4 separate regions of the Mus musculus genome follow, and all the other regions are linked to region 1. The links are chromatin loops, found by intact Hi-C in ENCODE. Cell type or tissue: heart. All regions are shown on one strand.

Region 1 (8,000 bases):
AATCCCCCCCCCCCCGGCTTGTTTGTTTGTTCACTTGCTGTTCTCACTGTGTGAGACAGTGCACTTGTGTGGGTGTGTGGGTGGCTGCAAGCATGCATCGGTACACGTGGCACTCAGAGGACATCTTCGGCAAGTTCTTTCCTTAAAGCATGTGACCAGGGAATCAGATTCAGGCTTGGGCAGCAAGCTCTTTTACCTGGTGGACTATTTCACCAACTCGAGTTCAGGGAATCTTTGGAGGTTAGTATTGCAAGCATGTGCCATCATATCCAGCTTGACACTGTGGATTTACAAAGCTATTGCTAAAGCTGTCATGGTGGCTCAAGCCTGTAACCCCAGCAGGAGGCAGAAGCAAGTTCAAGGCCAGCCTGATTTACACATTTCCAGTTCTAGGACAGCCAAGACTACATCATACCATGTCACAAAACGTCAAAGCAAAACAGTTAGGGGCTCTTTTCACACCTATTTAGAATGAGGAAGCTAACCAACCACCTTTGGTAAACTTGTTAAAGATCTCATAAGAAACTTGAATGCCATACAGCAGTGGAACATGCCTTTAGCCCAACACTCTGGAGGCAAAGGCACACAGATCTCTGGGCTTCAAGGTCAGCCTGGTGTACAGAGCTAGTTCCAGGACAGCCAAGGCTACACAGAGAAACTTGTCTCAGAAAAACAAAGAAGATGGAGGAGGAACGTGAGGAGGAGGAGGAGGAGGAGGAGGAGGAGGAGGAGGAGGAGGAGGAGAAGAAGAAGAAGAAGAAGAAGAAGAAGAAGAAGAAGACAACAACGACGACAACACCGCCGCCGCTGCCTCCACTGCCATCCACCTGAGACAGGACTCAAATCCAGACCAATTTTTAAAACCAGTGTTTCAAGCCGGTACACTGAAGTAGTAGTCCCACTTGGGATTATAGCTCCTTACTTTGTTTTGCTTTGACGTTTTGTGACATGGTGTGATGTAGTCTTGGCTGTCCTAGAACTCAATGTGTAAATTAGGCTGGCCTTGAACTTGCTTCTGCCTCCTGCTGGGATGATAGACTGATGGTGTAAAACTCCACTTAGGAGGCAGAGGTGGGAGGATCAGAAATTCAAAGTCATCCTTGGCTATGTTGTGAGTTTGAGGACCAACCTTGGCTACATGATATCCTATCTCAAAAAGAAATAAATGTATTGCCGGGCATGGTGGCACACGCCTTTAATCCCAGCACTTGGGAGGCAGAGGCAGGCAGATTTTCTGAGTTCGAAGCCAGCCTGGTCTACAGAGTGAGTTCCAGGACAGCCAGGGCTACACAGAGAAACCCTGTCTCCAAAAACAAAAAACAAACAAAAAAGTGAACCCCAACAGTACTGCCGGACAGTCTGGTGTCTTTCCTAAGTCTCCTTTCAACTCTGTTTACCCAGGTGTACCCACAAGGTGTGTGAGCAGCTCTATACCCAGAGGTGATACGGTTGTTTGAATGAGAGAAAAGTTTCCCATCAGCTCGGGTGTGTGAATACTCGGTCCCCAGTTGGCAGTATTGGCTGGAGAGGTGATGGGGAGGTGTAGCCTTCCGGTGGAGATGGGCTTTGGGAGTTTAAAGCTTCCTCCACGAAGACCACTGGGCTGATCTTGTTACCAACAGAATTGGATTGGCCTGCTCTTGGCTCCGGCCTCAGTTTATCTAAAATTTACATGTTACCTGATCAAAAACTGTTTCCTCCCCCACCCCTCTCCCTGTCTGTATTCCCTGCCCTCTAGTGGTGCTGGCTGTATACTACACTGGTGATCTTGACTGTATTTCAGTTTACCTCTTGTTCTCTCTCTGCTGACTCTAGAGATGTCCTTTCATGGCTGGGACCTGGCTCAGAAATTTCTAAGGCACTGAGCCTTCCTCCATCTGAACTTTAGGAAACTTCTTGGCTTAAAGGTGTATTTCTGACTTAGTATGCAATGAGACCTTGGAGCCTGCACTTTGTTAAGCACCCTGGGTGGTGGTGGTGGTGGTGGTGGTGGTGGTGGCAGTAGTAGAACTCTGATGAACAGTTAGTTATTCAAGGCCCATCTAGAAAAAGAAAGGCTTTGGGTGCACATGGCTATAACTCAGTGGCGAGAGACGTGCTTCCCATGAATAATAATGATGACGATGAAAATAATTCTCTGTGACTGTTCTCCCCACTTCCCTCTCTCTCACCCTAGCTCTTATCTACCGAATCCCTGCACAAGCACCCATGGGGTTTACAGAATCTGGGGCGGAACGTTAGTCACTTCCCTTCGCCTACTTCAGTATTGTGTTTCCAGAAGTACCCATTTTGGCTAGTCACTGAGGAAAACGGCAGCTGCCTGTGGGCCACCAGCCCATGCCAAGTGAGGTCAGCAAGAAAGAAGCTGACAGCAAATGTGCCAACTGTGGGTCTGCTGGATTTCTACTGTGCTAAGTGGTTTCAAGAAGTTTCTTCTTAACCCCCTACAAGAAACCACAAATTTTATTATCTACACTGTTTTGTAGATGAAGAAAACACCATTCCGAAGCTCACTGCCAGTCAGCACTGGAACTGGAATTTGTTTGGCTAATTCAGTGGTTCTCAACCAGGGTGGATTTGGACTCCCCAGGGGATATTTGGGGACACTTCTGGTCGTCATAATTGGGATCATGTGCTACTGGCACCTAGGGTAGAGGCCAGGGTGGTACTGACCTTCCTACTATGAACAGGGCAGCCATGTACATAAATTCTCTCGATCAAAACATCAACAGTGCTAAGGTTGAGAAATCTCAGGCTGAAACCCTGTCATTTGGCCTTGAGGTGGGTGGGAGGAGGTTAGAGAGTGGAATAAAATCAGAAGGGCCACCACAGAGGCCTCGAGTGAGGAGGGAACAGGGCTCCTATGCTAGGGATAATGGAGAATAGGGCAGCTTGTTGAAACTTTTCTTTCTTCCAAGCTTGGCTAGAGCCCTGCTCAATTTCCCCCAACTCTGCCAAGTCAGTCCCGGGACTTCGCACTAAGTTTGTCCTGGAGTGACCCTGACTCCAGCTTGGAGCTGGGGCAACACATTTACCTGGGTCTTCCCAGGAGTGGGTTAAAAGTCAAAGATAAGTGGCATCTGAGAAGTTAAAAGTGGGGTGAGTGGGTAAAGGCAGGAGGACCCCATCAATCAGCTGACCTAGGAAGGAAGAGAGCAACTGAAGCAGCAAAGAGCTGGTCCAGGAGACTGGATTCTGACCCACTAGGCTTATCTTCCACAGCCTTTCTTGTTTAGGCTTGGGCTCAGTTTCCCTGCATCATCCGCAGGAGCCCCTGGAGCACCCACATTCAGCCGGCCGCCAGGACAGGCTCCCCAGCAGTGGCCTCCCCACTAACTGACAGTGGTGACAGGAAATATCTCCCATTCCAATCTCCTCAGAAGTCTGAATAAGTAAGGGACAGATGTTGGGGAGAGGCGTCACTCTTGGGTTGATGAAGAAAAGATCATGAGAAGCATACATTTTACCCGCTATGGTTGGGGTTCCATTACCACCCATGGCGGGGTTGAGGGGGAAGGGCAGAAAAAAGGAGATGGAGAAGGACAGACACGTAAGAAGGAGGATGTGGTTAGGGCTGATTCGTCCCCTGGGGTCGAACAATCAGCTGTTACTGGGGCGGAAGGCAGGAAGTCTCCTTAAAGACACAATATTCTGAACGTTGAACTCAGGATTTGAAGCAAGCCCAGCAGTCACCTTAGTGGAGCCCATACTTAATTTAACACAGAAGCGGCTATCTCAGGCTTCCCTCTCATTTCTTTGTCTCAGATGCTCTCACTTAGAAAGCTTAGATGCTCTTAGAAATGACTCAAAAGTCAAGAACCCCAGGCCACAAGTTTCTCTTTGGGGGTGGGGAGGGAGTGAAGAGGTGGTCCCAGTCTTGTCCCTTTAAATAAGCAATTCAGCAGCTTTTGCCAAGTCATTGGGTTCATTTCGGTTTTTGCCCATCCCCCGCCTTTCAGACTCTGATTGGCCCCTAGGGAAGGAGCCGCCTCTTCATTGGTCTCCACCTTTGAAATCACTTCCCTAAGTAGGCCTGAGTCAGAGAAGCGTTTCGGAGGGCGGGACTGAATGGGTGTTAATCTTAGAACCGGGTTTCTGGTTGATACTACTTTGGTAAAGATCTTCCCCTAATTTTTAAAAAGACGCTTCCTCTCTAAAAGTGAGGGCGAATCCTTTGTTAAGAACGTGCCCCTTGAGAAGCCGTGGGCTCTTCAGCGACTAAGACGAGACATTCACTAGAAAAGATTTCACTAAACCCACGAGGGATAGACTAGACCTCCAGTGAAGATTGGGCCTGTGCGGGTGACATTTGTCCCTATACCCCGAAGACCTCGAGCTAGCTCTCCAGTGAAGACTGGGGCCGTGCGAGTGACAGTGGTCCCTATACCCCGAAAAAAAAAAAGTCCTATTTGTGGAAAAAAAAAAAGACTTCGGGTGTTCTGCTGCATCGGTGGCTGGCTTCCATCTTTAGTTCTACTCACTCCTGTTGCTTCGCGTGCTCCACCTTCGCTTAGCTCAGGCCTCCTGTGAATCAGTTTTGAGGCTAAAAGAAGTTCCAAGAAGGAGGGGCTGTAGCCCTTTAAGGACTTCCCCGCGACCGAGTCAGAGATCAGTTTAAAAATGCCAACTCACAGAGCGCGCTGCATTCTGGGAAGCTGAGTGTCACCGTAAGAACTTCATTGACCGGAATGCACTGCAAAAATACACGCCTATACTTCCTTCTGCTCTTTAAACTGTAGTTTGACGTAAAGCTGGTCTAAGCAAGTCGCCTAGGCCGAGGGTTAGCCACACCTTTTCAGCCATTGGCCAGTTGGTTAGTTGGTAGGCGTGGCTTAGAGAAGCTCCTCCAGGCAAGGGGGTGGCCTCCTTGCCAATCAGAGCCCAGACGCCTGAATGGGCGGGAGTAAGCAGAGGTGCTGGCGCCCCCGAGTGGGTGTGGTCACGTTGCCCAGCAATGGGCGGTGATTGGCCCTGGGTGGTTCATTCGCAGCTCGTGCGTCACGACGCCGCCAGCTGATCGGAGACTGGAGCCGGTGTGTGCTGGGCGCTGGGAAGAGACAGAGCGGTCGGCCGTGCGGACAGGTCGCAGTGATTTTGCTCCTCTGTCCACAGCAACCCCCGCACCCAGCATCAGGTGGGTGTGATCTGGGGACCCGGTCATCCCGGGGGGAACCGCGGTAACCGGGTGATGGGGAAAGTAGGGTCCTGACGGCCACACCCTGCCCTTCTGGGGGAGGGGAGAGGGGGCGGCGGGGACAGGGGCGCTCTTGGGAGAGGAGCCTGGACTCTCCCGAGTAGTGTGTCTGGACGTTTAAAGAGAGAGTCCCGGACAGGAGTCGTGGCAGAAGGTTTGGAGAAGTAACTGGGGAGGAATATGAGAGGCCAGAGGGCCGGGGGCGTCTAACCCCGACGCCCTTTGGTTTGAGGATGCCCGAGCTGACCATTTAGCCTAGGGAGGATCTGGACGAGCGAGGGGTGCGGAGGTGCATTGCCTCTACCGGCGCTGACTGGGTCAGGGCCAGTTCAAGTCCCTGGCAGGGAAGGGGTCGCTGGGCGGTCCGGCCCCTCCTCTCGTTCCCTCCCGGGGATGTTATGTAAGGGGGGAGGGGAAAGGAGTAGGGGGCGGCGGTGCGGAGGCCTTATGCAACCCAAAGGTTAGGGTTTCACCGCGGGTTGGGCGGAGGTTGGGGGGGCGGACAGGAGGAGTGCCTGGAAACTCTACCCGCACCCCCCCTCCCAGCCTAACTGGCTGTCTTGGACAGAGAGAAGGTCACCTTTGCACCTCCCCCCTAGTATGTCCGGTAGAGAGGCCCCTAGCCCGGGCTTGGCCTGACTGCCTGGGAAGCCGGCTGGCTGGGTGGGGCGCCTGGGTTAGTCATCGCTGGGCTCCCTCTCTCCCCACCTCCTGGCCAACTCTTGGCCCCTCCCCACGGCCTCCGGTTAGGCTAACGTTCCCACCTCCCTCTGGCCCTAGTTTCAGTCTCCAACTCATTTGGCCTGTCACCCTGGCTGTTAGAGTAGGCTAGAAGCTGTCATGGTGCCAGAGAGTTGATGGAGCAGCTGGTCAGAGGGTCAGTGCCCTGGGCCCACCCCGCCCCGCAGCCAAGGGCACCTGCTTGGCACAAACTCTCAGCAGCCAGTGAACCCTGTGGCCTGAACAGAGCTATCCTGGGCAGAGAGAAGTGGACAGAGACTGATCACCTAGGAGAAGGAAGATCCGACAAAGTTTATACTTCCCAAGAGGCTTTTGGAATTTGAAAGTTGCCCACCCTAGTGTAATCTTTCCACTCTCTGAAAATAGAAATCCCAAGGCAAAGTCTCCTTGGCCCTTCTATCTGGCAGTGGCCATGTCCTTGGACTGACTGTGCAGAACCACCCTCTCGGGCTCCCAGCCCTCTAGCCTGCCACGCCCCCAGCCCCCTCCCTGAGCCATGCTGTAGGGCCCCGGCTTTTACTGCTGATTCATGCGTTGGAACTGTGGGGGCGGGGCTTGGAACTTGGAACAAAGTTCAGACGTGGAGGGGCCGGCAGACAGCCTGGAATTCATACCAGATGTACCCGGAATGTGCAAGCGGAATGCCTGGCATCTCTAGTCCTGAGGAAGCTGCCCAGCCACCCTACCCATACCTCCCTCCCCTCCTGCCTTTGGTCAGCTGTCCTCCCTCAGACTCCTGAGAGCCCCTGCTGACCTTCCAACTCTAGTGCCCCTCCCATTTCTAACCCTACACAAACCCTCCTTGCTGCTGAATTCCCTAAGAACAAGTCATTTGAGTTGATCACAGAGCTCATATTTCTGAAGTACATTTTTTTTTTTAACTTGGGACTTGGGTTCTACACCCTGCCCTTTGAATGCCGAAGATGCTGGGCTCCTTAGCAGGTTGCCAAGAGTTGCCAGCTCCTAGTCTGTAAAGGGGCACAAAGCAAGTGCATTTAGAAGCCTCTTGCTTCTTATTCAAGAACCCCTCATTAGAAGGTACTGAAAGTCAGCTAGAGCCAGGTTTGGATGGCCTCTGGGTCGCTGGCCCTGTCACCCAGCTTTCCTGTTTTTTTTTTTCCTCCCCTTCCTTTTAGGAACCTGTGCCTCCCACACCCTCACCTGGCTGAGCCGCAGTAGTTCTTCAGTGGCAAGCTTTATGTCCTGACCCAGCTAAAGCTGCCAGTTGAAGAACTGTTGCCCTCTGCCCCTGGCTTCGTGGAGGAAGAGGAGAAGCAGCAGCTTTGCCTATCATCCGGAAGGTGACAGAACTGGGGTGGGAAGGTCTGGACAGCTGGGGTGATGGCTTTATGGGAGGGAAACCCTGGTCCTCTGGGGAGCCCTTACCCCCACTGGCCCAGTGAAAGATTTAGGTTAAAGGCACTGTCTATAAATTGGGGAATAGGTGACTCCACCTCCCCAAGATTAGTTGATGTCTGTGTGGCAGTGGGAAGAAATAGAAGGAAAAGTCTGTCTGTTTACTGAGACTTCCTTGTAGGCCTGCCTTTCTTATCTTCATCATCACCATGCCAACACACACACACACACACACACACACACACACACATACACACACATACACACACACACACACACACACACTTTCCTTTCCATGAGGTCCAAAAGTAAATGTACTCAGGAAGGGGGACATTGAAACTCCGTTCTAAGTAGTCATTTGTGTATTTACTTTTTTTGTTTATTTGTTTGTTTGTCTTTCGAGACAGGGTTTCTCTGTATAGCCCTGGCTGTCCTGGAACTCACTTTGTAGACTAGGCTGGCCTCGAACTCAGAAATCTGCCTGCCTCTGCCTCCCAAGTGCTGGGATTAAAGGCGTGTGCCACCACCGCCCGGCTGTATTTACATTTCTTTATTTATTTTTAGTCTGGCCCAGATTTTGGGTTTAGGGGTACTTACCCTTACACCTGTGGATTTTTCCACCTGTATAATGGGGAATCCCATAGATAAGTAGGCAGGAGGGCATTAAAAGTCCACCAGTGGTGACTCAGAGCCTGGGCTCTTCTCTTCT
Region 2 (8,000 bases), 49 kb after region 1:
AGTGTGGTGCTGCTTGGCTGTAGGGAGTCTCCACAGTGTGACAGCGTCTTCAGGTCCAGGGGTACAGGTGCTTGCTATCAGGAGTTCAATCTCTAGAACCCACAGGAGGAGGAGAAACCTTCTCTAACTTTGACCTCTGCATTTGCAATGTGATACATGGCTTCCTCCTCCAGAGCAGATACATTTAAAAATTAAAAAGAAATGTTACCGGCTGGAGAGCCATCTGTAACGAGATCTGACTCCCTCTTCTGGAGTGTCTGAAGACAGCTACAGTGTACTTATATAAATAAAATAAATAAATCTTTAAACAACAAAAAAAGAAATCTTACTTGAGGATTATCTTGGCAGAGTATACCCACTGTCTCCCCAAGTCTACTTTGTCATCAGGACAAAAGGGACTTGTGGGAAGGAAGAGCTCCTTCTCTTTTAACTCTCAGTGTCCCCACAGCGTGAATGTGGCGTCACTGACACAGTCAGAAATTCGAGACATCATCCTGGGAATGGAGATCTCGGCGCCATCGCAGCAGCGGCAGCAGATAGCTGAGATTGAAAAGCAGACCAAGGAACAGTCCCAGCTCACTGCTACACAGACTCGAACTGTCAACAAGCACGGTGACGAGATTATCACTTCAACCACTAGCAACTATGAGACCCAGACCTTCTCATCAAAGACTGAATGGAGAGTCAGGTACCGTGGAGGCATGAAGGTGGGATGGGCAGGCCTGTTGATGTTGCTGCATGGGCTTGCGCTGAGATGCTGGCATTCCCTGTCTGTCCTTTAGGGCCATCTCTGCTGCCAACCTGCATCTGCGGACCAATCATATTTATGTTTCATCTGATGACATTAAGGAGACTGGTTATACGTACATTCTTCCGAAAAACGTGCTTAAGAAGTTCATCTGCATATCTGATCTTCGTGCCCAAGTGAGTAGCTATGGCACACACCTGGACCACAGTGTGAGCCCACTTAGTCTGCGTCTGAAATTCACTTGAGAGTTCCAGAACCTTTGAGGTGCTTCTTTCTTTCTTTTTCTTTTTCTTTTTCTTTTTTCTTTCTTTTTTTTTTTTTTTTTGTTTTTTGTTTTTTTTTTTTTTTTTTTTGAGACAGGGTTTCTCTGTATAGCCCTGGCTGTCTTGGAACTCACTCTGTAGACCAGGCTGGTCTTGAACTCAGAGATCTGCCTGCCTCTGCCTCCCAAGTGCTGGGATTAAAAGCATGCGCCACCACGCCCGGTTTTTTTTTGAGGTGCTTATTTCAAAATTTATGGATGAATGAATAACTTTAAAAAGACAGCACAAAGGGGTATCAAAACATTTTGTAAAACTAGGACCTGATGCCCTCTTCTGCTGTGTCTGAAGACAGTGACAGTATACCCACATACATAAAGGAAATTAATATATATTTTTTTAAAGAAAAGTTCTTTTATAACAGAGTTCTATGTGAGTTCGAGGCCAACTTGGTCTACATAGTGAGTTCCAAGACAGCCAGAGCTACATAGCGAGACCCTGTTTCAGAGAGAGAGAGAGAGAGACAGAGAGAGAGAGACAGAGAGACAGATGGCTCAGTGGTTAAGAGCACTGACTGCCCTTCCAGAGGTGCTGAGTTCAAATCCCAGCAACCACATGGTGGCTCACAACCATCTGCAGTGAGATCTGACACCCTCTTCTGGAGTGTCTGAAGATAGCTACAGTGTACTTACATATAATAAATAAATAAATCTTTAAAAAAAAAAAAAAGGCTACAGATATAGAGAAAGCTCAACCACAGAATGCTTACCCGGGATGCATTACCTATGCACACCTGGGTTTGGTTTCTTGAGAAGAAAAAAACCCTGAGGCCGCTGAGGTGGCTCAGTGGGTGAAGCACTTCTCACAGGAGCCGGACAAGCTGAGTTTGATGCTCCAGAACCCCTGTATAGGTGAAAGGAGAGCCTGTCCCATAGAATTTTCCTCTGACCTTCACATACACTCAGTGCCATACAGAATAATAATACATTAAAAACATTTTTGTTTTTGAGACAGGGTTTCTCTGTGTAGCCCTGGCTGTCCTGGAACTCGCTTTGTAGACCAGGCGGGTCTCGAACTCAGAAATCCACCTGCCTCTGCCTCCCAAGTGCTGGGATTAAAGGTGTGTGACACCACGCCCGGCTAAAAATATTTTTGTATGTAGGAGTTTTTTCTGTACACCATATTCAGGCAGTACCTGTAGAGAGCAAAAGAAGGTCCTAAAACTGGAGTTGCAGACAGTTGTAGGCCACCATGTGGCAGGTCCTCTGGAAGAGCAACCAGTACTCTTAACCAGTGAGCCATCTCTCCAGCCCCAACAATAAAATTTTAAAAACTTCTGGCATTCTGGGTTGGTACTAAGAATACCTTCTGATCTCATCTCTAGATTGCAGGATACCTGTATGGGGTGAGCCCTCCAGATAACCCTCAGGTGAAGGAGATCCGTTGTATTGTGATGGTGCCGCAGTGGGGCACGCACCAGACTGTGCACCTGCCCAGCCAGCTGCCCCAGCATGAGTACCTCAAGGTTAGTGGTGGTGGAGCCTGGGAGTGCACTCACTGTCGTGCTACCCTAATGGGGGACATTTGTCTGCAGATGGGTTGAACATCTCTTTATTGCTGTTTGCCTACAGGAGATGGAACCCTTAGGTTGGATCCACACTCAGCCCAATGAATCCCCCCAGCTATCACCCCAAGATGTCACCACTCATGCCAAAATCATGGCTGACAACCCATCTTGGGATGGGGAGAAGACTATTATCATCACGTGCAGGTTGGTGTGGGCCTCTTGGGTGGAAATATTATAGAGCAGGCATTGCAGGCCAGGACCTGGATTGGTGGCTTGAGCGCTTACCCTGTCCCTGTCCCCCCCACCCCAGCTTCACACCAGGCTCCTGCACACTGACAGCCTACAAGCTGACACCCAGTGGGTATGAGTGGGGCCGGCAGAACACAGACAAAGGCAACAACCCCAAAGGCTACCTACCCTCGCACTACGAGAGGGTTCAGATGCTCCTGTCTGACCGATTCCTCGGCTTCTTCATGGTCCCCGCCCAGTCCTCCTGGAACTACAACTTTATGGGTACGTGGTTGTGTGTGCCTAGGAAGTGTGGGGTAGAGACAGGTGACCAGCATGCTTGGTCATCTTGTCATCTTGAGGTCTGGCTGCCTTGGAAACGGTCCAGGGGCCCAGGCTGGGTGAGGCAGGCAGAACCTTATTAACTTCTGATGTTTCCCCTCCCATTAGGTGTTCGACATGATCCCAACATGAAATACGAGCTGCAGCTGGCAAACCCCAAGGAATTCTACCATGAGGTCCACAGGCCCTCCCACTTCCTCAACTTCGCCCTTCTGCAGGAGGGTGAGGTCTACTCTGCAGACAGAGAGGACCTCTATGCCTAGTTACTTCCTTCTGCTTCAGATCCCCAAAGCCTGGAGCCTCTTGAACGCCCTCCCCAGACAAGCTGCTGACATTCAGCAGTCAGCCCCTTTGCGTTCTGTGCTTGTGTTGTTGATAGATTGTAATCCTGAACAAAATGTAATAAATTTTATAAATAGTGCTTTTGTTTTCTTGCTGTTATGAGGTCAAATTCTGGGCATAGGCGTTTGAGGATTGGGGACTAGCTTGGGCAGTTGACAGCAAGGTACTGGGCCCTGCCTTCAGAGCCTTGAGGCCTTCTCCGCTGGAGGCTTAGAGGCTCCCTAGACTCAGGGAGCTGAGTTGGGGCTGGCTTATTACTTTGAGCATATTTGCTGGTTTCTCTGTAAAAGTACTTGGAGTCTACCTATTTTCAACATCACTTCTTGGACTGTGTGGTCCTCCTATAGCTGTAGTGCCCGGTCTCGTTCATTTTTGTAAACTGTGTGGTTCCTAGTGGGGGAACATACTTAAGTGACTGTCCCTGCAGTCCAGTAGAGGCTGTTTGCTGACCTTCAGTCTTTCACCTCTTGGCAGCCAAGTCCAGGGGTGGAGCCCGGGTCAGGCGCTATGGGGAGGGCTTGCCTGAAGTGACCACTTACAGCTCTAGTCCTCAACTCTTGGATACCTGCCTGGAAGTTGGCCGACCTGTATCCAGTGACCTTGTAGGGCACAGGGAGCCCAGAGCACTCTCCCACTCCAGGGCCTTTTTCCCTATTTGTTCCTCCCGGGTTGCTTCTACCCCGCCCCTTATGGCCCTAAACTTCCTGGGCCGGAACTGTTAAGCTTTTTCCTGCACCAGTTAAGGGTGTGGGTGGCTTTTGACCTTAAGAGAGGAAAAAATGGAGCCCAGGAGGGCAGCGCCCAGGCTACCCAGTCAGGCCTCTTCTTCAGTGGGCGCAGGGTCAGCCGCCGAGCTCGTGTACCATCTAGCGGGGGCTCTGGGCACTGAGCTACAGGGGCTGGCACGCCGCTTCGGACCCGACGCGGCGGCTGGGCTGGTGCCACTAGTCGTGCGGGCGCTGGAGCTCTTGGAAAAGGCCGCCGTGGGGCCGGCTCCGGACTCGGTGAGTCACCGGCTCCTCCTTTTACCCCTGAGAGCCGGCAGGCCTAACCCTGAGACCCCTGGCTCCCCCAGCTGCAGGTGTCCGCACAGCAGGCAGAAGTGGAGCTGCGGCGGCTGCGCGAGGAGAACCAACGCCTCCGCCAGGAGCTAGGCTCCGGGCCGCAGGGTGAGTGAGGGTCCCACCGGAGCAGAGCGAGCTGGGGGCAGCCGGGGCCTGCGTACCCCAGAGATCGGTAGTGCTAAAGACACCCCTTCCTCAGAGGAGCGCGCGCTGCTCCGACAGCTCAAGGAGGTGACAGACAGACAGCGGGATGAGCTTCGGGCACACAACCGAGATCTGCAGCGCCGAAGCCAAGAGACCGAAGCGGTGAGGGCGGGGCCAGGCGGAGTGGGGTGGGGCCGCTACGGCCCTCGGAGCCCCGCCCCTAGCTCTCTCGCTCCACCCCCTAGCTGCAGGAACAGCTACAGCGCCTCCTGCTGATCAACTCTGAGCTGCGGCACAAGCTGGCTGCAGTGCAGACCCAGTTGAGGGCCGCCCAGGACCGGGAGAGGGAGCGCCAGATAGCTCAGGATGGCTCCAGCCAGCTGGCTAAAGAACAGAGCTTGGAACCTGATGCGGCAACCTCAGATGACCCGGTAAGAGACGGAGCGAAGTCAAAATACATCCCAGAGCTCACAGCATTCAGCAGTTGATGACCCAGCCTGGGTTTACCTGGCATGGATGTACCATGCAGTATAGAAGGTACCCAGGAAGTTGGAAGGTAGCAACAGCAGTTGTGTGCTATGTACACCTATGTAGCAGCAACTTTGTCCTCTAAGTTTTCCCAGCAGACACTTCCCATAATATTATTGTGAGCGCTGGGACTTAGGGAAGAGCTAAGACAGACTGCTCTCTGACCATTCCTGACCTTGTACAGGTGGATACTCAGAAGCAGCCAGGGAACCTTCCAGAAGCTGTCCAGTGTGGATTCAGCAGGGAAGAGCTTAAGCAAATCCTTCAGGAGCGGAATGAGCTCAAAGCCAACGTGTTCTTGCTCAAGGAGGAGTTGGCGTACTTCCAGCGGTGAGGGACTGGAAGCCAGGATGCCTGTTCCTGGTCACCCCACCTTATTTTTTGGATCGTTTATAGATCAGCAGTGACAATTGCCAGGGTCCTGCTCAGGCACTGGGAAGAAGTAACTTCCACAGTCCTTGCCCTTCTGGAACCTCACTCAAACAGGGCAGCACCAGGGGTCACCAAACTGAAGCAGCAAGCCTTATCCTTAGGAGGGGCCATCTAAGCTCATTTCAGAGGTGTTGGCGGTATAGAGCTTTCACGGGTTTCCAGGGGAAACAGTGAGCAGAGCTCAGGTACTTGATTGACACCTCCTGTTGGCCTTCCCACTTTCTTCCCTTCCTGCTTCTCTAGAGAGCTGCTCACAGATCACCGTGTTCCTGGGCTTCTGCTTGAAGCCATGAAGGTGGCAGTCAAGAAACAGAGGAGGAAGATCAAGGCCAAGATGTTAGGGACACCTGAAGAAGCAGAGAGCAGGTAAGATCCTGCCTCTGTGCTCACCAAACGAACCCCTTGGCCTGCTGCAGTTCTGCTGTGCCCAGTGATACAACTTAGCTGTGCCTGGCACCTCACTCAGCCTGCTCTCCAGCTGCCGTCCTTTCCTCTGGAATCCACTGCTCCCGCTTGCCCCGGCTGCTATGCCTCCTGCTGAAGAAACTGTCCATGCTACTTCTCCAGACTCATGTTTCCTTCCTTGGCTGGATCTCTTTACTAAAGGAAGCTATGCAGTCTTGTGAGGGGCTGTTGTCTGCCTGGTTATAAAGAGTCCCTGATCCCCTCACTGTCCCCTCTCCAGCCCTGAGGCCTCTGTAGTCACTCCATCCTCCCCTGATGTTCCTGAAAGTCCTTCAGGAGGTTCCACACAAGCTGGACTCATAGTATCCCTTAGGCCCTGATATACAGCCCTTTCATTTCTTTATCCTAGTGAGGATGAGGATGGCTCGTGGCTCCTGCTCTCCAACGACAAGGAAGATGTTCCCCTAGTTCCTGAGTCCAGAATCCAGAATTTGTATGTTGGAGGAGGGGAGGGAGGAAGGTGAAGGAGGGGCCTGCCTGGATCTTCTCCACTCTTTCTTTCCACTCCACTGCCTTTCACGCTGTTCTAAGATCTGTCTTCCCACCTGCTTCTCTGTCCTCTGTGCCTTCATTTCCCTGTGACCTATGCTGTCCTCTTTCCTCCAGAACCCCCTTTTCACCTTTCTGGACCCTCGGCCTGCATCCTTGACATCTCTGCCTCCCCGGCTCAATGCACCTCTCTTGGCTTCCCTTCCAGCTTTGGCTTATGGTATCGGGGTGAAACTGAGGCCCCTGAAGCCGAGACCAGCAACCCAGCTTCCAGCAGCCTACAGAAAGGAGAAGAGACCCCACAGCAACCCCACCTGCAGCCTGTGAACAGCCCTCCAGCCCCCAACTCCTGACTAGTCCCCTGCTTTCAATGAACATCTTGGTCTGAGGGCTTCAGCTATGCAGGAGGCTTAACTCTGGATTCCAGCTAACTGTGTGTGGATGTGTGACCTCAAATGAGGATGTGGCTCCCCACTTAAACCTCGCCTGTACTAGCTATGGTGGAACGTCAGCCTGTCTCCCATTCTTGACATCTCTGTACCACACTTTACAGACATAAAGGGATCTCTGAGCTCTGCTTTTCCCCATTGTGAGACAGAGGACTGCCTGCCTGCCTGCCTGCCTCGCTGGGGCTTGTGCAGGTGACCAGTGCAATAAATAACCATAATACCCCTAAAATGTTCTCAGTCTGTCTGTCTGTCTGTCGGTGGTCCATGTTAGGTCCCAGCCCTGCCAGGAACAATGGTGATGTTTCTTTAGAAGGTCTCCTCTGCTCCTCACTGAGGATAAGGAACGTCTCCTTATTTGGGGGGTATGGCTCCTACCCCCACCCTATTCCTTTGCCTATCTCTAGTGTTTCAGGGACCTGTGGCTTCAATCTTTTGGCCCTCTCCTGCCTAAATCCACTCAGTTTTCACCATCAGCCCTATTTTCCCTTTCGTTTCTATGTGCTAAGCTGCCTGCCCTCTCGGGGAGGTGCCTCGTAGCAGCCCGCCCCTCTATCCTGGCTTCCTCAGGAAAAGCCTTGGGAGGAAGCAGGGAGGGGGTTGGGAGCTGTGGGGACCAGATCAAACCAGGCCCTCCTACCATGCTGGCCGCCATGGGACTAGAGCTGGTGTTCTCACTGTTGCTGCTCTGGACTCAGGGGACCCAGGGATCCACGCTAGACCCTGCTGGTCAGCACGTCTGTAAAGGCAGCAGGTGGGTCTTCTGGGAGTCCGGCTGGTATGGTGGCTGACTAGTGTTGGGTATTTTGGAAAATAAAGAGGTGGGTGGGAGGGTCATGGGCCTCAAGAAAGGGACTTTGAGAGGCAGCCTGGCAGATGATAGATGGTCACGCAGATGGTGGGAAGGTCAGGGAAGGGAAAAAGGAGGGTTGGGGACATGGATAC
Region 3 (8,000 bases), 110 kb before region 1:
AATTTAATACATATTACATAATTTATGTATATATTATGAATAATTTATATGCAATATATTTAAATATTTATATGCATAAAGATCTGTATATAAATGTTCAAAGCATCTTCATTTATAATAGCCAAATATATATTTATATATAAAGCCTGTAGTCCCAGCTACTTGGCAGGCAGAAACAGGAAATGACTGAGGCCAGAAGTTCAAAGCCAATCTGTGTAGCGTGACAGTGCTTTTAAAAAAAAAAAAAAAAAAAAAAAAAAAGCAAACCACCAACCAAAGCAAACCCAATGAACTCACTATGTAGCTAAGTATCAACCCCTCTACTGCTACCTCTCAAGTTGGGACATCACTGATCTGGACCAACCATCAAATTACTTTTGTGCGGTGCTGGGGATTAAGTTAGGCAAACTAAGTAATACTCTACCAACTGAGCTATAGCCTTGGACTTTTTTTTATCAGTTTCCTTTTTTCTTACTACATAGTGTCAACTTTCAAATTCTGCCTTAAGAGTTCTTTGTTTATGGGAATTTATGGGAATGTTCCACAGAACCCATCCAGCGGAGTTCTGGCTGTTGTTTTTTAATCTTTATTCATCTTGCGTGTGTGTGTGTGTGTGTGTGTGTGTATGCGCGCGTGCTCAACTTGCAAAATTGCAAAATTCAGTCTCCTCTTTCCACCCTGTAGGTCCTGGGGATCAGACTCTGTTAGGCTTGGTGGTAGGTGCTTTACTGAGCCATCTTACAGGCCCCCCATGGACAACTTTTTCTTTGAAAAGTTGTTTCTGGCTTGGGTGTGATAGCTCACACCTGTGACCCTACCACCACTCAGGAGGAAGAGGTAGGAGGACTAACAGAATTGGAAGCCAGCCTGGACTACACAGTGAGTAAAGGCTATCTATATACTCACCACATGGCAAGACCCCGTTTTAAAACACTGGGCAAGGTGAAACAAAAGTCAATTAATTTCACATAAAGTCAATAGCTTCATTAACGGCCTAGTTATCTTTAAAACTGTATGCAGGTTAGTACTTGGTTTCAATTTTATTACTTTTTCTCTGGAACATTTAAAAGTACTTTAGGGGCTGGAGAGTCAGTTAAGAACAGTGGCTGCTGCCAAAGGACTGGAGTTCACTCCCAAGCACCCAGGTGGCAATCACAACTGTCTGTCATCTAATTCTAGGGGATCTGACACCCTCACAGACTCACAGGCAGTGGAACACCAATGTACATAAAATAATAATTAAAAAAATGAAATAAAATACCAGGCAAGGTGGCACACGCCTTTAACCCCAGCACTCAGGAGGCAGAGGCAGGCAGATTTCTGAATTCGAAGGCAGCCTGGTCTACAGAGTGAGTTCCAGGACAGCCAGGGCTATACAGAGAAACCCTGTCTCAAAAAAAAAAAAAAAAAAGGACTTTAAATTGGGCTGGAGAGATGGATTAAAAGCATTGGCTGCTCTTCCCAGAGGTCCTGGGTTCAATTCCCAGCACTCAAATGGTGGCTCACAACTGTCTATATCAACGCAATCTAACACCCTCTTCAGGCATGCAGGTTACATGTAGACAAAACATCCATATGCATAAAATACATAAGTAAATGAGTCTTTTAATGTATACTAGAAGCTGGGTGGTGGTGCATGCCTTTAATCCCAGCACTTGGGAGGCAGAGGCAGGTGGATCTCTGAGTTGGAGGCCAGCCTGGTCTGAGTAAATAGAGCCTTGTACTTCTACTTATCACTACAGTTACATTTTATAACTTTGGGCCCTAGTGCTTCCATTTTCCACTGTTTGCTTAACCACTGGGGCCTGAAGCTTTTGTGCTGACACTTTTGTTCGCTAATCATCAGGCAACCAATGGTCTCTACACTCCATCACCATCAACACAAACAAAACAAAACACAACACTACGGATCCTGGCATGGTGGAACATCTTTAGCCCCAGTACGTGGGCTTGAGTTCAAGGCCGGCCTGGTCTACATAGCAAGTTCTAGGATAGTAGGGATAGTCTTTAAAACAAAACACTATTTTATTTATGAACAAAACATGTAAAGAAAGAAAAAAAACTGCAAATTTATCTATGAATGAAGTCTAAGTAATACTTCAATATTGGAAATAGCTTTCTAAAATATTTTTATTTAAAGAAAACTCAGCAAATTATTCAAACAACCTTATAAACGTTCGTTATAAAAGTAAAGAATTATTTGCAATTGCCTTAAGGGTCCAAGGTGGCAGCCTCTTAAAATTCAGAACAATCCAAGCTTCACATTCCAGTTCAACATTTCTACAGCCCTAACGTATTCAAATACCTCCATTCTGACAACTGTTTCCCCTCTTCTTTTCTTCTAAGCTGCTTAGATGTCTGTCCCAGGCTTTTCATGATTTTAGTCATTCACACAACTAGCAAACATTATCTAGGGACTAAAACTTGCCAGATACTGGGATATCACCCTAAAGGGGGACTGAAAGTAGCTGCAGGCTACAGTCTCTACAATCTCCTGAATGAAATACAAAGTAGCTAATATTTACCAAATAAACATGTACACCTGTGATGATTGCTAGCTGTACTAGCAGAAGCTAAACACTAAATCTAGAAACTCAGTCCTCCAACTAGCCCCTTGCTCGGCTTCAGCCTCATTTTTACAAACAAGGGAAAGAGTTTGGAATGTTGCCCAAAGCCATACATAAGTGAACAAAAAGGAGTTGGAGTCTCCAAATGCATGGATTTGGGCTAGTTACTTTGCCAACCAACTCAGTAACAACTGAGCTGAACAGGAACACTGTGGTAGCAAAAGAAACTGGAACTATCAATGGCCTCTAGAGCAAAAATATATTTAAAAAGAAAAAAACAAACAAGGCCTGGCAAGGAGACTGTGAGAAGAGTGTGCTGACTGAAATTGACTAGTTCAGCCAACAAAAGACTATTCCAGGGCTGGTGAGATGGCTCAGTGGGTAAGAGCACCCGACTGCTCTTCCGAAGGTCAGGAGTTCAAATCCCAGCAACCACATGGTGGCTCACAACCATCCGTAACAAGATCTGACTCCCTCTTCTGGAGTGTATGAAGACAGCTACAGTGTACTTACATATAATCAATAAATAAATCTTTAAAAAAAAAAAAGACTATTCCAGTGGGGATGGAAAAGTTAAGTGTGGAGTTAAAATATACTTCAACTGGTGATGGACTAGGTGTCCAGAGTCGGGCAAAAGGATGCTCTGTGGTAGAGGTGCCTGCTGTGTAAGCCCAGCTACCTGAGCTCAATCCACAGAATCCACAGCGGAGTGGGAAGAGAAACAACGTCCCAGAGTTGTCCTCTGGCATCCGACGCACATTCGCCATCCCCAAGATGTCATACATATGTGTACATACTACACACTGGCGCACGCGCACACACACTCTTTTTTAAAATTCAGACTTAGAGGGACATAAAGGATTTGCTCTGATATATGTTCAATTGAAAATGACTTTGAAGATAGAGGGCAGATCGAAGGAAGCTCAGCAGGAAAGAATTAATAACATGCAGGTGAAGGGCTATAAACTAGTCTGCAGAGGGCCTTGGCTCGACAAAAAAATCTATGGGGTTTGCCGGTAAAATAAGGAAAAAGTTGTCAACATGAAACACAGAACACTAGCAAGAGAGGAGTGTTAGCAGAAAGAAGCCAACAAGCTCAAACAATTAGGTCGGCTGAAAAATTTTAAAATGTCTTCTGATTTGGCTACTGGGAAGCCACTGGTGACTTCGGTCAGCGTTTTCTCTCTCGTGACCAGAGAGATGTCTAGTAGCAATAATGAGTTAGGAGGATGTAAAAGAAGTAAAACAGCCGAAAACAAGTCCAAAAAGTTTGGGGTGATGGAGAAAGGGAGGAAACAGAGGCCGCCGAAGATAGACAGCGGCATGTTTATTTGTCTTGTTTTCTTAGATGTAAACAAACTAAAAAAACTCGTGAGTTCTTCTGCCAGTACCGGGTTGCCTCCAGCATCCTCTGATGGTCTTAGAGACCCCGGGATGCTCCCCCGCGGCCGTATAATTTCCTCCCTGACGCTCTCCCGATCGACAGCGGCTCCCTCCCCGGGTCCTCTTTGCACCGCTCCAAGGCCGCGCTGCTAGGGCCATCGAGCCCGCTCAGGGTCGTCTCCTTACCTCGATGGCCCCCTCGCTCAGGTGTCCCACCATGGCTGCACCGCTAACTCCCGCGCTCGCGCTCTTGCACCGCCTGAGCTTCTCTGCCGGGGTCCCGCGGGCTGCTCAACGATTGGCTAGAGCAACTGTGCGTGCCGATCCGCCCCCAGCGTGAGCGCGGTGCGAGGGGCGGGCCTAGACGCCGATAGCCACCGCATTGGCTACCGCGCGGCAGGCAGAGCACGTGACTCTTCCGAGGCCGGGTTCGAGGCCTAGTGGCGGGATGGCGGGACGTGAGGGCGGGGCGCTGGGTCGCAGTGCGCCTGTGTCAGCGCGGTGCTACTGAGTTGTTCCCCCGCCAGCTGTCGGAACTTTGCCCGCCCAGTCCTTTGGCGGACAGACAGAATGGCAACCCAGGGAACAGTCGGAGCTCTCCCCTGGTAACTGCTGCTAAATATAGTCAAAGCAGTGACCTGGGTACTTCTTCACGCAGTGCGTGCCCGGCGCCGGTGCCAGGCCCAGAGCTTGGCACTGTGGGATAAACAAGGTAAATCAGACTCAGTCTCCGCCCTCTTGAGTTCCACCTGAGAGTTGTGGCCGCAAGGAACCCAGCCTCAAGGATGGTAGACGCGATATGGGCCACACATGTGGAGCTCCAGAGTGGGGGTCAAAAATCAATCAGGCTTTCGAGAGGCGATGCGGTTTGAACTGAGTTAAAGTGTGTGTAGAAATTTGTCAGGTGGATTCCAGTGAGGATAGTGATGTTCCTAAAAGCCCAAATGGCCTATGCAAAAGTATTGGAGAGCCTGGCGTGCTGGCTGGCTCTGATCTGTTTGTAATCCCAGCCTTTGGGATGTAGAAGCAGCAAAAGTTCAAGGTCACCCTTAACACCGTTGAGTTCGAGGTCAACCTGAACTAAATGAGACCCTGAAAAATCAAAATTTGGGACCCAGGCGTGGTGGCATTCGAGGTAAAAGCAGGCAGATCTCTGAGTTCGAAGCCAGCCAGGCTAACATAAGATCCGGTCTCAAAAAAAAAAAGTAATAAAAATAAAAAGGGAGAGAGGCTATATGAACTGAAAGAAAGACCTGGAGATCAAAACAGAAAACTGAGCCGTCTAAGAAATGAAAATATTTAACTTCATAGTTGCTGGAGTAAGAAGTCTGGAAAACTTTGGGCAACTAAGGTAAACAGGTCTAGAAAGACTGGAATAGTAGCCATCTACTGGTATTTTGATCTCTGTTTGTACAACCACAACCTACTATAGTTTCTCAAACAGTTCCAAAGAATATGTCTGGGTGAATTGGTACCACACCACAGATTAACTCTCCTTCAGCATATCAACAGCTATAGAAAACCCCAGAAGAAATGATTTTGGTTGCGTGTCACTTGGTAGGATGAAATCTCGATTTTCTAGAACTATGCATTAATAGAAAGCTGAATCTTCATGTTCTGACTTTACAGAGCTGCGGCAGCATGGATCTACCGGTGGATGAATGGAAGTCCTACCTACTTAAGAAGTGGGCTTCACTCCCGAAGTCTGTGCAGGACACAATTTCTACAGCAGAGACTTTGAGCGACATCTTCCTTCCTTCTTCTTCCCTTCTTCAGTAAGTGAATGGAAACTTCAGGGAAATTTTGGTCTGGAAAATGTTCTGCCTTGTCATTTGGTCTGAATATCTCTTTTTTATAGGAGAGAGTAGCTTTATATTTTTTATAGTATGGGGCATTTAGCAGTTACTGTTGGTTTTCACGTTTCTCCCTAGTCTGTGATTATAGAATGGGTAGGCATAACTGCTTTCCTCTTTTGGTATGTGTTATACTTAAGTAATTTAGTATCTTGCTGTCGTCCCAGTGCTGTCACTCAAAGGATATGGTGCAGGTTGTGTAGCTGCCCATAGAAGCTCATTCAGTACTAATAGTGAGAAAGAACCCTAGCAATTGTTTAGTTGAGACCCAGAAATTTTCAAATTCTATGGACTGCATTCACTGGTGAGATAGACATTTTATATCACAACCTAGTAAATGTATACATAGGTAGAAGTCTCATTTACTCAGCAAATCTTATTTTTTAATTTTTAATTATCTGAAATTAAAATATAATTACATCATTTCCCTACTTCCTGCCTCCAACCTTCCCATGTACCCCTTCCCACTTTGCTTTGCTCTCTCTTAAATTCATGGCCTCTCTTTTTAAGTTGTGTGTGTGTATGTGTGTATTCCTAAATGCAATCTGCCCATCCATATGATGTTACTTGTGCGTATATGGCTTCAGGACTGACCAGTTTGTTTTGGATAACCAGCTTGGGTGGGGCTTGAAGGGTAGAGGAGTGTTCCCTGGGGAAGACTACCCCCCCCCCAACATTCCTTAGTTGCTTAGAGTTCTTTGTCTAACGTTGGACCCCTGTAAGAATTTTTTCCCCTTTCAGGTTAACCTATATAAATAAGACTTTCAGGCCTTGTTCTTGAGACTTCAGAGGTCTAGAAATGTCCCTGACATTTCTAGGAGATGCAGTCTCACCTCTGACTTTCTTCTTCCTCTGGTTCTTGGAATCTTTCCACCCCCTCTTCCTCCATGTTCCCCGAGCCTTGGGTGCAAGAGTGCTGAGCACCACATGATCACATGTTCAGTAAATATTAGTGCTCTGTGGCAGTCAAGAACATTAATCCCTGCAGTCTGGAGGCAGAGGCAAAAAGATTGTTTCAGCAGCACATATACTAAAAATTGGAACAAAACCAGTCAAAGAACCACACTCACCAGGAAAGGATGTGAATGTGGATGCACCGAGCAGGGTCAGGCAATAGCAGCGAGGTAGCCACGCCCGCTTAGGCTTCTGACCCACCGGACTGTGAGGATCATAACTGGCTGTTGTTTGGAGCTGCTCAGCTTGGGTAGTTTGTTGAACAGAAGTAGAAAACTCGTTGGCAGAGGCTTGAGTGTGATGTGAGCTGATTATATCTTCAAAGAGAGATGATCAAACTAAGCCTGCAGGATAAAGCCATCCAACTGTATGTTTTTCTCCTAGGACCACAGCTAAGGATGGCTTTTTACCAGATAAAAGTTTGCAGTTGATTTTAAGATAAAGAGCACTGGCCATGAACCCTAATTAAACAAAAAAGGACTTTTTTTTTCTTTTTTTAAACAAAGAAGGCCAGTGAGCTGGCACAGGAAGTAAAATGCTTGCCTTCCAAAGATACAAGCCTGACCACCTACTGTGTAAGCCTGACCACCTACTGTGCAAGCTTGATGACTTGAGTTCAATCTCTAGGACCCACACAAAGGTGGAAGCAGAAATCCAATTCCACACACATGCTGTGGAATATGAATAAACACAAAAACACTAATAATTAATAAAAATAATAACAATAATCTAAAAAAGAAACTAATCCCACTGCTGCCATTAGTAAACTTACATTACAAAAAAAATACACTCTGTTATATTTTTTAGTTTTGTCAAAAGGTTTTAGAAATCTCTGCTATAATGAATAACTATAATTAATATCCACTTCTTGGCTTTCAAAGCCTAAGTACTCTAGTTTTCTACACGGAAAGTTTGCTGAGCCCTGATTTTTCTTTTTAATGATTTTCAATTTAAATCTCTTTTTACTTCTGTGTATGTGTGTGTACCATGTGCATGCATGTACATGTGCAGTTTACACATGGTGGTCAGAGGACGGCTTTGGAGAGTAGGTCCTTTGCTTCTACCTCGTGGGTTCTAGGCTTAACCTTAGATCATCAGTCATGGCAGGAAGTGCCACCAGAGCCGATCAGTCTCACTGGTCCTGAGCCCTGCTTTAAAGAACTGCTTGTCTGCTGTGTCAAGGATAGGCAGCAGAAGGAGCCAGGGTAGAAGCAGAGAAGCAGTAACCTCAATAAGAAAATGG
Region 4 (8,000 bases), 630 kb before region 1:
AGTTATCACAGAGTGTCTTCAGAAATGGCCAATAAAGTGCCATGTAAAGCCACCAGTGGGGACGGGCACAGGACAGGCAGGGGATAGATATGTACACTGTATTCTTTGACTCCCTCCCCTGCCCATTCCCAACCTGGAAGTGGAACCTCAAGGTAGCTTGTGGCCGATAAGCCCTGAAGAGTGGCGCCAGCACTGCCCACGGGAGGCTGTTCTATTGCCTGTTAGGTATGAACCCCATAGTAGGCCTTTCGAGAGCACTGACATTGTTTCAGCCCTCTGCCTTGAGAGGACCTTCCCTATCTCAGCACATCTCCACCCCTGAGTGATCCAGCTGCCTCTTGAGTCACACTGTGTGACTCCGCCTCTCTTTACTCACAGCTCTGCCAGGACCCACTCCCTTGACCTGAATTAATTGACTCCGGAAGCCACATCCTTTTTCCTTCAAAGGCAAGTCTGAAGTCCTCATGCTTCCCTATGCCTTAACAATGGATCAGCTTCTTTCACCCCCTGGCACCCACAGCTTCCACTCCAGAGAAGACAGCAAGGTGCTTAGAGAAACCGAGGCAAAGGCTCTTCCTTTCTTGTTTCTGAGCTCCCCTTCTTTCTCTTCCTTTTTTTTTTTTTGTTTGTTTGTTTGTTTGTTTTTGTTTTTGTTTTTCAAGACAGGGTTTCTCTGTGTAGCCCTGGCTGTCCTGAAACTCACTCTGTAGACCAGGCTGGCCTGGAGCCTGAGCTCCGTCTCTGTATTACTCAGTACTCATACCCAGGATGGGTGCCTGGATAAAGCTCTACCCTTCACCTCTGTCACTGGTCAGGCTCAGTCAGAGCTTCTTCCAAGGCAAACCATTCACAGACTAAACCTGCATATGGAACGACACTAAGCAGAGTTAATGATTATCTGTTTTTAGCAATGGTGTGTGCGTACGCATGTGTGCTTTCTTTCCTTGTCCACTCACTTCCGGGAGACTTGCAGGGACTCTGGACCCCATACAGATAGTACTTGCCCAGATTTGACTAGCCCAGATAGAAAAGAGGATCAGGCCAGTTTTCAACTTGACAGCTTGGTGACCTTTGATAAGATCACCTTTTCTTGGGATCTTAGACCTTGTAATCACGCTCTTCCAGCGGTGACATGCAGTGAGGAAGTGCAGGGAAGTAGGTTAGACAGGAGGAGGACGTAAGCTGTACCAGTTTGGGAAGGGGAAGTATAGACTCTGGGGAGCCTTCTTCACTGATGACTGGACAGATGGCCTCACAAGGGTACCTCTGCCAGCATAACTTACGATTATCCTGATGCCTTTAAGACTTGGGTTCAGGGTAGCCCAGCCCCAAACACACTTCATTTCTTCGATGTTGTTTGGTGTGTTTTGGAAACGGTCTCATTTTGTAGTCCAAGCAGGCCTCAAAAGCTGGGAAGCCATCCCTCTGCGTGAGCCCAGGTTTTGAGGTGGTAAGGTGTGAGCCACCATGCCTGGTTGGAGGAAATTGAGATCTAGGAGCCCGACTTAAACTTAGTATTTCATAGCCTGCAGTGCCTGGAGTAGTTGCATTGTCTCTTGCTGTATCCAATATGGAGAACAACAAAATGAATTCTTCCTGATGTGAGTGTACAAGCCAATGCTACCGTCTCACTAAAGATCACCTGGTCTTACCTATAAACATACTTAGCCAGTTGTCTGGCATGTGCTTGTTAAATGAATGTTACCTAGTGTATCCCTGAGCATAGCTGTCTAATGTCCCTTATTTATAGATGGCTCTTTCCCTTTGGCCTTGTTTTAATTATGACTGGTGAAAAGTTACCTAAAACTAATCAAGATACCAAGTCAAGGCTAAAAGGATGGGGCGTCTCCTAGAATAGTATGAATAGTGTGAATATGTGTGTATTGAGCTCCACACCCGTTCCCACATCCCATTGTGGTCAGGGAAGTCATTTCCTAGAGCACTGGAGCTGTAAGTGTGTGGCTCTGTCGGGATGAATGGTACGAGGACAGGAACTCAGCACAGACAAGGGAGGAAGGCTTGCTATGGAATGAGCAGTAGGCATTGAGGAATAGCACAAGACAGAAGGAAGGCGTTGGAAATCTGCATGAAAAAGTGATAGAAGATCCTGTTGCCCTCCTGACCCAGACATCCTCAGCAGCTAGAAAAGACACAACAGGACTTGAGTACGTTTTAGAAGATGGCTGGCTCTGGGATCATTCTCCAACCCAGCGAAGCTTTTGCTGAAACATCAAACTAGACTTTCCCTTGAGTGAATGTGCTTGCCAACTTATGCCCTGGCTCCACCCATTGGAACAGGAAACTAAAACAGCCCTCCCATTCATTTCCCTCTTCTGTGCCTCCCTCTAGGTGTCTCACCTCCCCACTGTCCACTCCTGAACTTCCAGAAACCTTGGTTGATGAGAAAAATCTGGTGGCCATTTTTAGGCTCCTAAAGGCAATAACAGGCCTTGCAAATGCCTTTCTAAATCCTTGGTTTTGCCTAACATCTCCTGACTGCTGTCCCCATGTGACCTAAATAAACATGATCATGTGAAGCCTGTAAGGCTGTTTGTTTTAAATAGCAAGCATCTCTGCTAAGCCCTGAAGCAGATGGGGTACTGGGGGCAAGGGAAAGGCCAGCATTCAAGTGTGCCTTCATTCCACTTTCACTTCCTCTCCCTGAGAGAAGGGAGATGCTTTCAAAATACTGCTCAGAAAAGTAATTTCTTTTTTGTCACAGAACTGGTCCTTCACAAGATTAGAAGCACTTGGCTTTGTATGATTGCTGTGGGCCACTTGAGGGAGACAGGACAAGCTGGACAGTTTGAGTGAATGGTGTTGGCTTCCATGCAAAACAACAACAAAAAGGCCGGTAGCGCCACCTCTGGCATCTCCATGTTCTGTAGTATGTGTAGGTCAGGTGCAATAACACCCAAAGCAAGTAGACACCAGGATGGAAAGGCAGAGCCTGCACCCCTGTAGGCTTCTAAGAAAAGGCTGCTTAACCTGTAGACAACTGGGCTCTCAAGAGTCTACCTTCTCACTAAAGATCACCTGGTCTTACCTATAAACATACTTAGCCAGTTGTCTGGCATGTGCTTGTTAAATGAATGTTACCTAGTATATCCCTAGTATTTTCCTTTGCTTTAGCTTCTTAGTGACACTGGACATTTGCATAAGAGTTATTCATGCTCAGGTTCACACGCTACAGTTCAATACATCAAGATCAAAGACTCCATTCAGCTGTGCCGGGTGTCTTTCTCTAGGATAAACCTGAAGGGGAAGGGAGACCCGCCACCCTCTTTTGTTCTGTGTTCCTGGCAGCTCCTGAAGTAGGCAGGTAATGTTGGATAGGTTGGATTGTCACGGTGGCCCGCTCTACGATCTTATGGTTGGGTTTCCGGTGCTGTGCGATGGAGCCCAAGATCCTGAAAGCACCGACTGGCATGTCTCCATTTCCCTTGCATTGGCTACCATGGAGGTTGAAGCATTAACAGGTAACTGACTATCCCTAGCACTGAGAGTAATTGCATCGGCTTCGTTGTGCCCATAATATTCTAGTGCTTTTCAATGCTAACTGTACGAATGGAGATTGTATGGCTTTCCACCAAAGAGAGTTCCAGATGTAGGATATTTTTGTTGTCCTAATCAAGAAGATGTAAGTGCTCAGCCCCCTTCCTGAACTGCAGTTTGATAGTTCTTCACTTTTGCGAGGACCCGAGGTGGTAAGAGGCAGCTGGCGGTTGAGAGAGGTCTGACTAGACTACGAGTTGCTCAATGAACAAGGAGCAGTTGGAGTAGTCCCTTCACTTGGGCCTCAGTTTTCTTACCTGCAAAGTGCAATGATTTGGGCAAGCTGACTTCAAAGATCTTTCTGACTGTACCTAGGGACAGTCCTAAGCCCTGCAGCCAAGATAAAGACTGACTGGCGAGCTTAGGAGAGTGCGCGGTTCCAACCCAACACAGTGAGCGACCCCGCCCCGCGCCCAGCGGGCCGCTAGGGTAGCGCGCGGCTTCCGCCCTCCACGTTGTTGTTCCTGATTTAGGCCACGCCTCCTCGGCCTGGGCTTTGGACGCTTCTCCTTTTGATTACTGGTGCCGGGGCCCAACAACGAGGTGCCCTCTAGAGTGGCACACTTTTAGTCCCCACCCATATCAGAAACCGGTGGACAAAGAATTTAGGAGAAGGGAAGTAAGCCCTGGTTTTGAATGGGAGGGTAATGTAAAGCAGGGGATGGACTGCGGAATTCCCCTGTAGGTGTCTCACCCTTCCGTCACCCGGTGGCCCTATCCGCACCCGCTAATACGACCCTGTAGACACTGTCCCTTTAAACCGAAGGCTGGCGGCGCGGGGTGTCCATGTGGAGCTGCTCCATGCCGTGTTGTCCTGCCCGCCCATTGGCGGGCGGCCTGGTGATGTAGCCTAATAGGATGCGAACGCACTGCGGGGGGAGGAACAGAGACAAAATCCGGAACGGGATCAGCTCTCCCGTCCCTCTGTCAGGACTCTAGCAGCCTGCTGTCAGCTCCGCCCAGGGGCGGATCCCGGGGGGAATTGCGACAGACCGGACGGCTGCGGGATTTAGGTCGTGTCTACGTGGGGCGAAGAGACCTAGGGGTCAGACTATAGGTCTCCCTGACCTGTGTCACCGCTGTCTCAGCTAACCGAAGCCTTGGGCTTCCCATTCTCTCAGCAAGGCAGATCCCGCCGTGAATGCCCTAAGCACGCAAACCCCGTTTAACTTGTGGCTGGCCACGGAGAGGAGGGGCAAGTAGGGAAAGCGGAAACAGCGAGGAAGCCTGGTTCCATCTTCTCACCCCCACCCAAGCCACGTGTGCGCGCGCGGTGGGCGGGGCCATCCCTGGCGCGGCCCCGCCCTCAGTGAGACGCCGCGGCCCTGCGGGCGGGGGCTCCGGTCCGGGCTTTGGCTGCGGCCCCGGTGTAGTAGCGGGGGCGGCGGCCGGGGGCAGCGCGGCTCCTTCCCTTGTTGTGTGTGTCGGTGCCTCCTCGCCATCTTGTTGCAAAGCCCTTTCTTGTCGGCGGGACTCCGGGGGCCGCGGGGCGGGAGGCATCGGAAGGGAGGAAGAGGAAGAAGGAAGGAAGAAGGCAGTGCCGCCTTTTTTATTTTTTGCATCAAAATTTTTTTAATTTGCAAATTTTTATTTTGCAAATATTTTGGGAGACATTGATTTTTCTCCCCGTGCTCCCCCGTTCTTTTCTGAGGAGTGCGCTGCGCCGCCCAGCCCTGTCGCCCCCCGGAGGTGATCCCTCCCTCCTGCCGGCCCGCCAGCCTGACCTGTGCTTGGCTCGCGGGCCGCAGCCTCGGCCCCGGCGCGCCCCCGGCTGCTCTCGCCGCGATGAGCATAGAGACGCTACTGGAGGCGGCCCGCTTCCTGGAATGGCAAGCGCAGCAACAACAGAGAGCACGTGGTGAGCGGCCCGGCTGGGCCCCTGGGGCACTGGGCAGAAGGGGAGGCCAGTGACCCCGATCCCTGAACCCACTGGAAATCGCAGGGAGGCCCCTCTATGGCGCGACCTAAAAAGCCGGGCACAAACTCCCCGCAAGAGCTGCCGTCCGGGAGGAGTGATGCGAACGTTGAAAATAATTAATGAATTCATTAACATGCAAAGAAGGACCCAGTTTCTGCGGGTACCACCCTAGCTGACTGGCACCCCCGTACACCTTCAGTGGGGGGCCCCTTAGTTGTGGGCGGGCGGCGCCCTCGCTACCATTGAGGATGTGTGAACCGGGGGATGGGGAGAGGGATGTTGATGTGTGGGGGTGGCAGACCCGCGTGTGCTTGCGTGTGAGCACCAAGATGATGTGTGATGGGAACCGGGGAAGAGCGGATGAACGGACCTGTACACGGGTGTGTTTGTACAGCACACGAGTGGGCGTGTGCGTAACTGAGTGGGGGTGGGGAATACTCTACGCCGAGCTGCTCTTCGGATTCCCTGGCCTGGGCTGGAGGGTGCGGGGAGCGCTCCCGGCAGATCTACGCGCTGCTTGGGGCGGAGGCGGCCTTTGCAGAATGAAATGACATCGCGTGTCTTATGATCCTGGCCAGCCCCGCCTGACCCCGCCTCCCAGAGCTGGGCTGGGTCGCACGTCTAGCTTTGGCTGAGAGCTGCGCTGATTGGGTGCATGTGAGTGTCCCGCGGGTCGCTGGGGGCAGCCCTAGGCCCCCCTGCCTTGCCCTGCTTTAGCCGGTGTGGAATGTGGCGTGTCTGCGCGTTTCAAACCCGCTCTTGGCTGGAATGTTGCGTGTGCCTGCGTCCCAAGCCCGTTGGTTACCCGGACTGCTGACGTAGTCAGGCCCCGCCCCCGACCACGTGCACGGGGGACACTCCCGCTGGGGACTGTGCGGCCCGGCCCCTCCTCACCGCCTCGCGGTTGCCTAGGGGCGGGGTCTGGGCGGGGCTGGCGAGGGGCCTGGAGTCGGGTTGGCCTCCAGCTCTGGTTGCTGGCCATCTCCCAGGGAGAGCCTTTGCCCTGGGTAGGAGGAGCTATGTTCACCTAGGCTCTTGCTGGATCCTCCTGTTTTTGATCCTGTAGCGAGGGAATCCTCAGAATCTCAGGGTGACATCTATAAGTAACATCTCACTGACCCACTAACAGTGTCCCTAAGCCCTTCTGGCAACAACCCGGCCACATTGTTATAAGCTCGCCTAAGAAGGGTAAACTTTGGCGCGCCCTCAGAGGCTAAAAGAGGGTTTATGAGACTGTCATCCACCCGCTTTGGCTATGGTCCCTAGCCTTCGAGTGCTGCTTAAATAGGGGCCGAAGGGAAAAGACCCCCGCTTTCCAGCCTCTTGTGAGGGCCTCAGTTCTGAAGCAGTGTGTGTGCAGTTCCTAGGGATTCCTGGTTCCCCTACCCCCTCAGAACCCTTCAGTCGGTAGTGTTGTGGTGGAGTTCTTCGCCCTCCTTCCCTTTCTTTCTGCCTATTGTTGCTTCAGTGATGAGTCATGCAGGAGGTAGTAGTGTGTGTGTTGTGTGCCCGCGCACAAAGGCGCGCGCGCGCCTGCAGCTTGTTCCGCGCGGTGGGGCGGGAGGAGTGGTAGCCCGCAAGGGGCGGAGGAGCTGCAGGTTCGCAGGCCTTGTCAGACCGAGTAGCCACTCAAGGTCAGGAGTCACTGGAGATTTGCAAGACCCAAGTGCTTAGGTTTTTTGCAGAATGGATGGCTGGGGTATCTGTCCACATGTCCCTCCCCTTTGTGTTTTGAGTCCAGAGCAGGGTCAAGCAAGTGCTGGTGGTTAACCAGAGCGACTAGTATACCCCTCTCAGCGGCGGATGTGGGGAGGGGGAAAATTGAAGAGTTTGAGAGGAAGAGTCATCTGCTGCTACCGTCAACACAATGCAGATCAGGAATACCAATCATACCCCCCCCCCCCCATGTAATCAGGCAGTCTTGGAGAGAGGAACAGGATTGACCCTACTGTTGCCTCTGGGGAACTCTTATTTCACCTTCCAAGCCATATAGAAAAAGGGTGAAGCCCCCCCCCCCCCTTCTGCTGTGCTCTGTTAAGCCTACCTGTAAGGGCATGTGGGTTGGTGGATGCGCCTCTGCAGAGGAACCTGGGAAAAGCCCCCTTAAGAAATCACACAGCCCTTCCCCCAAATAGTGAGAGGTGGGGAGAAGCAGAGTTCAGCACTCAGGTCACAGCTAGCTGGTGTTGGACCAAAGGGTCTTAAAGGATAGATAGGTGGGGACTGGTGAGCCAAATCTACTCCAAGAACTCAAGACCAGATGTGGTTCCCACGGGCTAAAACCTCCACAGGTGATACCAACTTGCCGACCAGAACTGCTCATGCTCTGAGATACTTACTTCAGATGTCCAGCTCTGAGCAGGGTTCTCTTGTCCTCTCCATTCCCACCTACAAGGTCAAGCCTGCCGTGGACCAGCTTGGTCACGTGATGAACCCGGGGGTGTGATGCACATTTAAGCAAGGATGACAGAGAGGAAAGGCCAAGGCCGTGCTAGTGCCCAGAGGAGGGTTGAGCCTGGGTTTTGCC

What was found. Peaks named below come from ENCODE experiments on the same cell type or tissue, not always from the same donor. Only the 100,000 strongest peaks of a DNase experiment are listed, where the experiment ranks them.
Region 2: a loop joins it to region 1, with 8 times the contacts of the local background. A loop is called at or near these places in 9 of 42 quality-filtered maps.
Region 3: it touches region 1 in a loop (2.3-fold over the local background); 2 of 42 quality-filtered maps call a loop at or near these places.
Region 4: it touches region 1 in a loop (7-fold over the local background); 2 of 42 quality-filtered maps call a loop at or near these places.

Annotation. Positions count from the first base shown.
Region 1 is chr11:75,456,622-75,464,621 of GRCm38, forward strand. Mir22hg (Mir22 host gene (non-protein coding)) reads left to right here and starts at 4,918. Exons shown (of 3, transcript NR_030711.1): 1 at 4,918-5,134; 2 at 7,072-7,236. It overlaps Mir22 (microRNA 22), which reads left to right and starts at 7,095; the gene lies at 7,095-7,189. In heart, a CTCF peak has its summit at 1,753 (motif pointing left); DNase peaks (open chromatin) are centred at 3,930, 4,880, 5,910, 6,500 and 5 weaker places; H3K4me3 peaks cover 4,331 bases; H3K27ac peaks cover 5,177 bases.
Region 2 is chr11:75,505,882-75,513,881 of GRCm38, forward strand. It overlaps Prpf8 (pre-mRNA processing factor 8), which reads left to right. Exons shown (of 42, transcript NM_138659.2): 37 at 449-688; 38 at 783-924; 39 at 2,393-2,533; 40 at 2,640-2,779; 41 at 2,886-3,088; 42 at 3,254-3,566. The coding sequence ends at 3,408. It overlaps Rilp (Rab interacting lysosomal protein), which reads left to right and starts at 4,213. Exons shown (of 8, transcript NM_001029938.2): 1 at 4,213-4,491; 2 at 4,563-4,656; 3 at 4,751-4,857; 4 at 4,941-5,126; 5 at 5,408-5,553; 6 at 5,899-6,021; 7 at 6,470-6,553; 8 at 6,818-7,287. The coding sequence starts at 4,267. The coding sequence ends at 6,962. Scarf1 (scavenger receptor class F, member 1) reads left to right here and starts at 7,660. Exons shown (of 11, transcript NM_001004157.2): 1 at 7,660-7,809. The coding sequence starts at 7,697. In heart, CTCF peaks have their summits at 4,358 and 4,973 (motif pointing left); DNase peaks (open chromatin) are centred at 4,110, 4,920, 5,570, 7,630 and 3 weaker places; H3K4me3 peaks cover 2,425 bases; H3K27ac peaks cover 2,770 bases.
Region 3 is chr11:75,344,090-75,352,089 of GRCm38, forward strand. Rpa1 (replication protein A1) reads right to left here and starts at 4,294. Exons shown (of 17, transcript NM_026653.2): 1 at 4,137-4,294. The coding sequence starts at 4,169. It overlaps Smyd4 (SET and MYND domain containing 4), which reads left to right and starts at 4,344. Exons shown (of 11, transcript NM_001102611.1): 1 at 4,344-4,662; 2 at 5,580-5,725. The coding sequence starts at 5,592. In heart, no CTCF peak of the experiment used is centred here; a DNase peak (open chromatin) is centred at 4,412; H3K4me3 peaks cover 2,110 bases; H3K27ac peaks cover 1,744 bases.
Region 4 is chr11:74,825,989-74,833,988 of GRCm38, forward strand. It overlaps Mnt (max binding protein), which reads left to right and starts at 4,936. Exons shown (of 6, transcript NM_010813.3): 1 at 4,936-5,413. The coding sequence starts at 5,341. It also overlaps a transcript of Mettl16 not described here. In heart, CTCF peaks have their summits at 3,980 and 4,978; DNase peaks (open chromatin) are centred at 4,423, 4,873, 6,273, 7,013 and 7 weaker places; H3K4me3 peaks cover 4,896 bases; H3K27ac peaks cover 4,585 bases.